2 separate regions of the Homo sapiens genome follow, and region 2 is linked to region 1. Evidence: read pairs that join two places in POLR2A ChIA-PET (ENCODE). Cell type or tissue: MCF 10A. All regions are shown on one strand. Links, peaks and the distances in the headings refer to the core of each region. The heading gives the core; the rest is flanking DNA.

Evidence for each region. ChIA-PET counts read pairs that join two places held together with the same protein. Peaks named below come from ENCODE experiments on the same cell type or tissue, not always from the same donor. Only the 100,000 strongest peaks of a DNase experiment are listed, where the experiment ranks them.
Region 2: POLR2A ChIA-PET joins it to region 1 with 5 read pairs; 4 of 35 experiments call an interaction of 5 or more read pairs at or near these places.

Annotation. Positions count from the first base shown.
Region 1 is chr1:61,250,612-61,256,005 of GRCh38, reverse strand. All of the region lies in intron 2 of NFIA (nuclear factor I A), which reads right to left. NFIA-AS1 (NFIA antisense RNA 1) reads left to right here and starts at 2,488. Exons shown (of 4, transcript NR_104180.1): 1 at 2,488-2,595; 2 at 4,637-4,721. RefSeq lists an enhancer at 5,288-5,394. In MCF 10A, for the core only: no CTCF peak of the experiment used is centred there; a DNase peak (open chromatin) is centred at 2,425.
Region 2 is chr1:61,114,329-61,119,722 of GRCh38, reverse strand. All of the region lies in intron 2 of NFIA (nuclear factor I A), which reads right to left. Among named protein-coding and RNA genes, the nearest start is that of NFIA, 34 kb to the right of the region's middle. RefSeq lists a silencer at 4,852-5,146. In MCF 10A, for the core only: no CTCF peak of the experiment used is centred there; no DNase peak of the experiment used is centred there.

The sequences.
Region 1 (5,394 bases), core at 223-5,222:
TAAACGATATGCTAGGTATTTACAGAGCTAGAAATACTTCCTAGTGAGCTTACATTTGGTCTACCCGAGGGCAGCCTAGCAGCGGCCACATTAGTTGACATGGGAAGCTTGAGCCCCAAATTAAAAATCAACAAGCACAAGATCTGTATTATACAACAAAGTACCGAAGTTTTCATTTCTGTGATATATAAATTGTATGATAGTAAGAATCCTATGATCCCGTGTGAGGTGCCAAGAAAAAAGAGGTATCTTTTCTACTTAGTTTCACAACTGCCAGTCAGGTGCCAAGGTGACTTGAAGACCAAAACTTCCCACCAAAACCAAACCCTAGTTCTATTTCCACTATGGAACACAATAAAAATCTACTCGTAAAAGATTTTGAGTCTCCCACAAAGTAACATACTTTTAATGTGACCACATTTCAAACAGTTTACCCATCACAATAAGATCTGAAATACACATGGCATGTCTCCTTAGTCTGTTTCCCTTATTACACATGTGGTTTCCTCTTTCTAAATTCGGACTTATGCCCCATTTTAGAAGGTCAGGAGAAAGTAACGCATAATGCAAAAGTATTTCAAGCAAATCATATGATATCTGTACTTGATAATTTCTCATGGTTTTACACCAAGAGAATCACTGCATATTGAAGATTACACATTTTTTAAAAGCTAGAACACTGAGCCTTCCTTTCAGACAATTCAAACAAGGAGCGTATTGCTGACACAGCAACACTGTGGTCTCAGACTGTGGGAAATGTCAAATTTATGGTCCTGGGGGTGATTGGTGGATGGTTTTGTGGTGTGTATGGTGTTTTGTTTTGTTTTGTGTGTGCTTTTTCTTTTCTCTTTTGAGTCTCTGACAGAAACAGAGCTCTACAAACTTTCTGGCGACCTCCCAGGAAAACAGAAGGAAGCTGTATCCTGTACTTCCCCTGGGATCTAATGAAATATACAGCCTCTGGGCTTCTTTCAATTTGGACTTTCAGATCGCTAAGCCAGTGAAAAGGGGATCCTAGCTGTCACAAACGTCACATGGTCAGGGTCACCTGCTGCTCGGGGGTTCTCATGCCAGTTGTTGACATAATAAGCCCCCCTTACACTTTAATTACAATTCACAGTGTGCAAACTATGCAATCTGCTTTAAGGCAGACTGTCTTTTAAATCAACACTAAAATTCTACTACTAATATGGCAATGCAATGTAGCAGAGGAAGGGTGTGTCCACATGACTAACTATATGCAGATATCTGCCGTTTGGGAGACAGTGGGTAGCATTTGCCAAAATATAAAATGGTGTTGCTGACCCCAATTCTGGGAGATGGTACTTGAATCTTACTGTGCTCTGAGACTTCTTTCCATAGGCCACAAAAAGGTAATGCAATATACTTCATGTGTAGCATTTTACATTTGTATAACTACTATTTTTTTTCACATGGCTCCATAACTGTTCTATGTACTAATCTTGCCTATCCAACAGAAGGAGTGTTGAAGAACAGTGAATTTCTACTTCCCTATTTCTTCCCCTTTAAACCTAGGGCAGTGCCAGTGATGTTTAACACATGCTTCTAGAGTTGTGTCAATGCTCTATCATTTACTGGATCCTTGTATTTTGCTAACTACAGACCTGTGTAAGCTATATTTTTGCAATCAAAACATGAAAGGTCATTTTAAAACAGAGCCCATTTAAAATGATATGACAATGCAGGGAGCTGTTTAAAAAGTGCTAACACATAATTATAGTCTACAGTTTTCTCCAAAAACAACAGTGGAAATTAGTTACAATTCTATTACAGACAACTGCTATAAACTTAGGTGGGCTAACCTCTGAATGAACTATCCCAGTACTCTGGGAATTGCAATCTCATTTTCAGTGCCACAAATGACGTAAGATGGAACACACAAAACAAACCCACACAAAGTACTTTATGTTTATGAAGTCTTACTCAAACACCTTAGCTGAGCTAACCAGTATGTCTCACTGTAAAACACCACCACCACCAGTAACAACAAAATAAATAATCAAACAAAATAGAAGAAATCCAAATAGAAAAAAAAAGTTTTAAAAATAATAATGCCTATACTTGCTTTAATGAAGGATGTACCTGAATTACAAATGCCATCATGACAGATTAAATTAGCCAATAATTAGTCACTGCTTTATTTTTTTTTAGTGTCAAACAATGGTAGATACCAAGACAAGTAACAACAAAAGGCAAAAGAGTTTATTTTATTTAGACGTGGTCATTCTAACATAAGGAGAAGATGCATTTTCCTTTCAAAAATTGAGGTCTCTTTGGGCAAACTTTCAGTCCTTTGGCTATTAGGGTTTGTCTTCATGAAGGCAGACATAAAGCAATTCTGTTCTCTTCCTTATTTGAACACTTTCAGTCTTCACCTGGCTCTCTGCCACCCCAGCTAAACCACTTGACCTCTGATTACATAACAGTCCCCATCTGTGAGCTCAGCCATCCTCAGGAGATAGGAGGGGCCATGAGAAGCTCAAGTTCACCATGAGCCACAGCAGTAAGCCATGCTTTAGCCTCTGACCTGTGCTCCAATTTTGGTACAATGATTTCTGCCATGTTCTCCAACAGGTAAGCTCTACCTCAAGGACTAACTTCTGTACCTGTATTTGGTCAAGTGCCCTAGCTCATCTGGAACTGGAGATGTTGACTTGCTTTTCCCTACCTGCCTCCCAAGAACAAAATTCTGGCACGGAAACCCAGGCTAGCACGTGGAGCCCTATGACCCACTGACAGACTTCTCTGACACTAACCTTCTGCCTGGATTACTGTCATCTGCTTATGTTCTCTATTTCTTGGTTCTGTCCAACTTTTGGGACATTGAACTGCCAGTTAGACTTCCATGTTGTATAACACTCCACTAAGCTTACCAGCCAGTGCCTATACTCAGAGCATTTGGAACATGGCTGGACTGAACTTCTTTATGGAACTTCAAAACTACCAATCCCAGAATATCAACCTTCACGTAATTTCAGGTCCTGGCCCTTTACACATCTCATCCCAAGATATAAACTCTATCTGCCAATTCCCTTTTTTTCCCTTGGTAGGTAGGAAACAAAACATCTCTAAAACTCTGTAAAGAGTAGGAATACAAAATAGAATAGAAGTTACCTTATCCAGTACTGTTAGGGCCAGTTGTTGATTGGTTAATTTGAAAAAATGGATGAAGAAGATACTCATTAATGAGACATATGCACCTTAAACATTTTAACTTTGAGCATGTGTATGTACATTCTTTGGCCAATCTTTTTATGCAGAGGCAAAAATTTAAATTTAATAATGTCTGTTAATAATTGGAGCTCCACAGCATCTTTCTTATATAATGCGTATCTATAATGCATCATAAAAGATTTCCAGTTCCATTTACTTTAAGTAGTGGGAGAATTTAAAGATATTTCTAAAATAATCTAACAAAACTCTTATTTTTACAACCTTCTCTCATCTTCTGTAGTTATCTCACTGACATGTAATCTGACAGAAATTTTTGTAGCTTGCCTTTACTGATTCTTTCCAAGGCACTGGGTTAGTTTCATAGAAATAAAACTTTTCCATTTTGAACTTGCATGCCATTGGTTCACATAAATTTAATTAAATTACACAATGGTGATACAAATAAGACTAGTATAAACAGGTCCGGAATAACACAACTGACGTGGTAAGCACACAACTGGTAAAAACAATAGTGCTAGGATGTGGTAGTAGGTAACTGTTGGCCATGAAAATTCAACATGCCAAAGGAATCAGTATATTACAAAGAAAACAAAAAGTCTTGGTTCATCTTGCAAGCTGGTTAATACAGAGTTTCTACTATGAGGGTCTATCCAAAGAAAATATAATCCAAATATACATTGAATGGATATTGTGAGTAGGAATTGATGTTTGATGCATAATGCTTGATGCTGTGATACAATGTTGAAAAAGACATCTTTCCCAGCATTCTGGTATAGCTCTAATTTCTAATATCAAAAAGTAATTAGAAATAATTATAAGAAACTCCTCATTGGAGTTACTGTATTTTAAATGGTAACTGAATTGATACCTCTATCTACCTGCTGTAGGAGGCTTAATATTCAAGTTGATCTAAATATATTTAAAGAACACGAAAAATAGTCAGCTTACCTCCTAATACAGTATTTTCAAATTCTGAACTCTATTTATATTTTTGTTATTTTGTATCGTTACTTCTGTTTTCATTAAATACATGATTGCTGAAGCAGTTTTTAAAATTAGAGGCACTGTGTTAATACAAAAAATCAACTGCCATTTTAACATCACGTAGTCTGACAACTGAAAACAATCACATAACAGTCATAATTTTTCAGTATTTTATGATTTTTCAGGTTATGTAACTATCAGTTTTCACGTGATTGTACTTAAGATCAATCTTTTAGCAATAAGAAGCCTTAATCTCAACCTTCTGCTTTTTATCAGTTTACTTATTATCAGCTTCAAAATAAATGTATGACATAATTGTGTTACATATATGACAATAATGATGGTCACAGTAACAGCTAGCATTTATTGAATGTCTAGCAATAAAAATAAAGTGATTTATATATACATAACTTTCCCAGCAACTTTTGCAAAGTAAACATTACCATCTTCATTTCAGGGTGAGGAAACAGACAGCACTAAGAGAAAAAGCTGGAACTCAAAACCAAATTAACTCCAAACTTAAGTTTTCCCACTTCGACAAGGTGTGTGTATGTACGTAGTAAAGAGATCACGGAGTTCCCTTTCCAGTGAAATTTTTATTTGTACGGATGCATGTGTATGTAGGCATATGCGCACACAAACACACACATACACTTTAGTTAAATCAATTTCATATGCAAAAGAAAAGTGAGCCAGGGCTAAGTTATTAAAAGAAGCCTTTGAAGCAGAGAGTGATGATGTGTGAAAGACATACAACAAAAGTTTATTTAAACAAAGAACAAGCACAGAGGGATGGGACAAAAGTGAAAATAAGAGAAATGAAGGCTCTCCATCTTTTTTCTGTGTCTATGGATTTCTCATACATAGAAAAACAAAACAGTAAGAAAGAGATGTATGCAGTTTATGGAATATCCAAAAGTAAAATTAGTTTCAGCTAGGGCCCAGATGAACTCAACTCCACACTGATTTTTCAACAAAGTTTTTCTATGTGAAACACAATCATGTTATCCTGTAGTAAAGTCCTTGATATTAAACATAATTTCTTACTTCTAAGAAAAAACTCGAGCTATGATTTTAATAAATATTTTTATAGTATCTTTTTCAATGTCATGTTATGAAAGCAAAATTTTCAAGTAGGCTTCAGAAAAGAGATAGAGCCTTTTTACTTTCATTCATTATGCTCTGTAGAACATTTCAATATCCAGTGTACATTTC
Region 2 (5,394 bases), core at 117-5,116, 140 kb after region 1:
ACACATTTTGATAATAAAGATTTTCAGTTATAATAAGTAACTCAAACCTTCAAACCTAAGAATTGAATGTTTTTTAATTCAAATTTTAAAGTTTCTTTAGTCTGAGTCCATGCAAAACTTTAGCAAGAACTATCACAAGTTATTTCAGTCATACAAATTATTTAATGAGCACCCATGCAATCTATGCCAAATAAAAATGAAGAACAGTGCAATGCCAACTTCTCTGATTAATGCATCCTTAGCTTACATTTCCATACAGTTTCTCTTAATTAAAGACAAACAGAAATTTCCTCTTACTAAACAATTTTACGTTCAAGTTTACTTTCTAGAGCTATTTCTAAAAGTGTATATCATTTGTTTTGCTGAGTAACTGAATTACCTCATATGATAAAGCTATTAATTATGTGGACCTGGTAACAAAGGAAGAGCACTTGGCACAGGAACAGAGACGAGAGAGTTTACTAGTGGGGTGGACTTTGGGCCTTGAGTAAGCCAGGTTTTGTAAGTAACACCAGGGGGAAACATACCTACATAAAAGCTAAAATTACCAATTATACGTGCAAATATTTAAGATTTCACAGGAAAAGATTAGCTAATTAAAAAGGTTTGAATACATTATACCTTTCAAAGGGAGATCATAATTTATTGTAATAATTTTTCTGAAAAAATTAGCCTGAATAATTTCCTGGTTGTATTATAGGAGGAAAAGACCTATAATATCTTTCATATTCTGTACATTTTTTCAAAGACTACTGAGATGTTTTCCTAGATCAAAGCGATCCTCCTCTGGTCTGGATGGCTACAGCAATTATTTCCTTGAATTATGTTTCACACTTGCCCTCTGCTGCTATAACAGCACATTCCAAAGCCAAATGGACCTGGATTCAAATGCTGCCTTTACCACCACTGCCTATTCTGTGTAACCCTGTGGCAAGCTGCTCTCCCGCCAATATGAACTTTATTTAGGTCACTCTCCCTTAACTGTCCAGCCATAATGGCCTTCAGTCTCTGGTACACACACACACACACACACACACACACACACACACACACACACACACACTCATCCCGACCAAACTTTTTGCACTTGGTCTTCTCCTTACTTGGATGCTTAGTATGAATGCGGCCTCATCCTTCACATTCCCATCTAAAGCAGGTCCTCTTAGTTATTCTCTATCACCTTGCCTGTTTCCTTTAGAGATCTATCACATTAGAAATTATTTTGTTTATGTACCCACATACTGTTTCCCACACTCAAAGTGCACACTCCATGAGACCAGGGCTGTCTCTGTGCTGCTCACTGCTGTACTCCCAGTATCTAGCACACTGCCTGGTATACAGTGGGCAGCCAACAACAGTTGGCTGAATAAATAAACCACCTAAAATAATATTGATTGAAAACATCATTACATATAGAATTATTTTCTCCATTCAGATTCCCAGAAGTGATCATGCTGATTCTGAATAAGAATTCTTTTCCTTTCTTTAGCCAGACAATATTTCTTTTTTTTCTTTTCTTTTTTTTTTTTTTGTTCTTTGAGACAGAGTCTCACTCTGTTGCCCAGGCTGGAGTGCAGTGGTGCGGCCTCAGCTCACTGCAACCTCCACCTCCCAGGTTCAAGTGATTCTCCTGTCTCAACCTCCTGAGTAGCTGGGATCACAGGCGCCTGCCACCATGCCTGGCTCATTTTTTGTATTTTTAGTAGAGATGGGGTTTCACCATGTTGGCCAGGCTGGTCTTGGACTCCTGATCTCAGGCAATCCACCTGCCTCAGCCTCCCAAAGTGCTGGGATTACAGGCTTGAGCCACCACGCCCGGCCAGCCAGACGATGTTCCATAATTTGTGCCCCACTGGAAAGCAACTAATGAACTGGTACCTACTTTTATCACGAGATTATAGAAAATTTGAGGCTACAGACTATGTCATATGCTTTCATCACTAAGCTCAAAGCCTTGTACCCAGCAGGTGCTCAATAAATACATTTGAGAGCTTTAATACTAAATAATAAACTGCAGTCTGTCAGGACACCAAATTATCAAGCAACGATTATTAGTGAAATATACGATAACCTTGTAAAACACTCAAGATGTCTGCCAAGTAATAGTAAAACACAAAAATAGGTGCTGTATAGTTACATTAATATAAAAACTATGCCTATATAGTTACATTAATATAAAAACTGTGCCTATCCAGGAATCTACATTTTTTTTTCCTGTTCTTAACATTATTGCAGACTTGACAATAAAGGATTAAGGTGGAGAGAAACTAGTTCCTAAACATAAGACCTTAAACTTTCAGGAGGAAAAAAAAATGGTATTAGGGACACCAAGTTAATCCTATATCACAATCCAGTGATTCATTAGAAACATTCTTCTCTCTGGGGCTCATTCTTCCATCACTATGGAGGGATTTATATCCATAACCTCCATTAACATTAATGGAAGGTAGCCACATAATTTCACCAGAAGTCCACTAGAGAATCGGGCCTATAAGAGAAAAAGCTTTCATTTATTAAGTTTATAAAGAATTCCTAGTATAACACAAATAGCGGTGTCTCTGTTAACTGCCCTGATGGGTGCAATCATGCTGGAGAGGGTGAAATTGAACAATTAAACTAATTCTGCTATATTCACAGAAAATATAGTTCATAAAGCTACATGCTTCTAATACCTTCCTCTCAACAAGAGACTATCCTTTGATTCCCTACTGTAATTTCAAAAGCAAATAGTATTTTAAAAGTATTTCTTGTCATAAAAAAGGCATGCTTTAAAATGGAATGTTCTAACAAAATACACTCACACATGCAGGAAATAAGGAATTTACAAGCCAACACAAGGTCATTATTTAATTTTTAATTAGGTTTCACCTAACAATGGAAAACTAAGTCTTCCTTCATCCATTTAACAAAATGCTCATTTAGAATACTCCATGGCTTAGAAAGCTTCTGAACAGATGTCTAAAATGAGAATTCAAGACTCAGGAAAATATGAAACTCACTTTACTCTGTTCTCAAGTGATGTGATAAACAAACAGCCTCACCCACTGCAGTCATCGTTGATAATTTATTTCTAGAGTCTGATGACTATACGGCAATTCACTTTGCTGATGAAACATTCTTTATTTGGGTGGGATGCACACAGAAAACAACTTAACGAATGTCATTCCCACAAGATAACAGACCATCGAGAAGATGCATGCCAGGCAGTACTGCATCAAAAAACCGCTTTTCACCTATCAGAAGATGCCTTAACAACTGACAGTGTTTATCAAGTGCACAAAACGTTGTTCCTGCTAAGCACAGTTTCAGAGCCAACTCTGTTTCTTCATTAAGGTCATCTAAACTTTCTATGCCCATGTTTTCTGCATATTTGCACTAAAAATCCTTACACTTGCAATTATTTATAGCAGTACTGGAAGTGGCAGATATGTACTGTAAGTTATTTTCATTTTGTTAATTAACTTAGGGTCTCATTTTCACTGTATACAAGGGCTTCCTCAAATTCCTAAGACAATTCTACTGATAACTGAGAACTCTCCTTCTCCAAGGTTATTTTAGGGTCTCTAATTTGGGCTTTGCTTTTATACCATTTAACTTTGTTGTAGCTGAGGAGCCCTAAGATGACAAGAAATCAGCATCATATTTAAACTCTCCCAGGGGAGGAAAAAAGGGGACTCCTCAAAACAAGGCAAAAAAAAAAAAAAACAGAAGACATGGCAGACACTCCTCAGATAACCACTGGAGGAAAGGCAGAATCCAGCTGCAGAGTGAAAGAAGAAAAAGAACAGGGAGAACTGTGGTCTTCACCACCTTTTTAGAGTTTCAAAAGTTTCATACTTTAAATTTATCGAGGGAACGTGAGGTTTCAAATGTACATTTGGGCCAAACTTTATGCCAAGGGATAACATGTCAAAGGCACCATATGTGGACCTTCTCCCTCTCTGGGGCAAGGGCAAGTGGACAAATGTTTTCAACATTGCCCATGAAGTTGGGAAGTTTCTCACGGGCAGCCTTGCTCAAGGGTCAGCACGAGGTAAAGCACGGGTGCTTGCTGAAGGAACAAGGATGGAAGTGAAGCATTACACACTCTATGCATGTGTGCTCTGCCTCCACGTGCCGTGTCCAGAACACACGCTACATATGCCCATCTCCATGCTCTGTCCCTGCAAGTCCCTTGCCAACCTTCGAGGCCCTGCTTTAGGTCATCTCCTTCACAGAAGCCATCCTCATTCTCTCCAGCTCAGAATCAACCCTGTTCTCTCCCTGGCCAAGTAAATCCCTTGTAGTCTATGTGTAAGACAGCATTTAATACATTTTGCCTCTTCCCCTTTGAATCTAGGGACATCTGGAAGGGAAGCCCAGCTTCCTGTTTTTCTCTATATTTCTTCTACCAACCTGTACCATGTTACCTTACTTCCAGTAAGTTATCAATATATATTTGCGGCTGGGTGCAGTAGCTCACACCTGTAATCCCAGGACTTTGGGAGGCTGAAGTGGGTGGATCACCTGAGGTCAGGAATTCAAGATCAGCCTGGCCAACATGGTGAAACCCCGTCTCTGCTAAAAATACAAAAAGTTAGCTGGGCGTGGTGGCCTTTGCCTGTAATCCCAGCTACTCAGGAAGCTGAGCAAAGAGAATAGTTTGAACCCGGGAGGTGTAGGTTGCAGTGGGCCAAGATCGCACCACTGCACTCCAGCCTGGGTGACAGAGTGAGATTCTAACCAAAATAAACAAAAACAAAACAAAACAAACAACAACAAATATATATATATTCACTTAATGTTGAAATGAATACTTCTACCTATGCCAGTGTATTCCAGCTTCCTGTCTGAATATTATATCCACTTTTCTCCTGATTATATTAAAATACCCAAAATGTGGTGTTTGAGATCAAATCTTTTCTAGTGTCTTGAAGGCACTCAGATTACATACTATGAACAAGGTAAATATAGAAAAGTGACAAGAGTGAAAAAAGTCACCATGCATACCATGTCCAAACTTATCAATGATAAACCATTAAAAGATAAGAAGAAAAGTCCAGGTCTTTCTCCTGAGTAACTCTGACATGACCTCAGCTTCCAATGAAGAGCAAATATTGACAATGAAACAGGCCACCCTCAAAGAGAAACGTGCTCCCTTAAAGCCAACTTTTAAAAAAATATAAGAAAAAATAATCTGGAAATAATTTTCCTCTGAAAGGAGAAAGGAAATAATGTTTTTTGCTTTATGTTTTGAGAAAGGATCTTGCTCTGTTGCCCAGGCTGGAGTGCAGTGGTACAACTGAGGCTCACTGAAGCCTCAATCTCCCTGCTCAAGTGATCCTCCCACCTCAGTCTCCTGAGTAGCTGGGACTACAGGCAAAGGCCACCACACCTGGCTGACTAAAAAAAAAA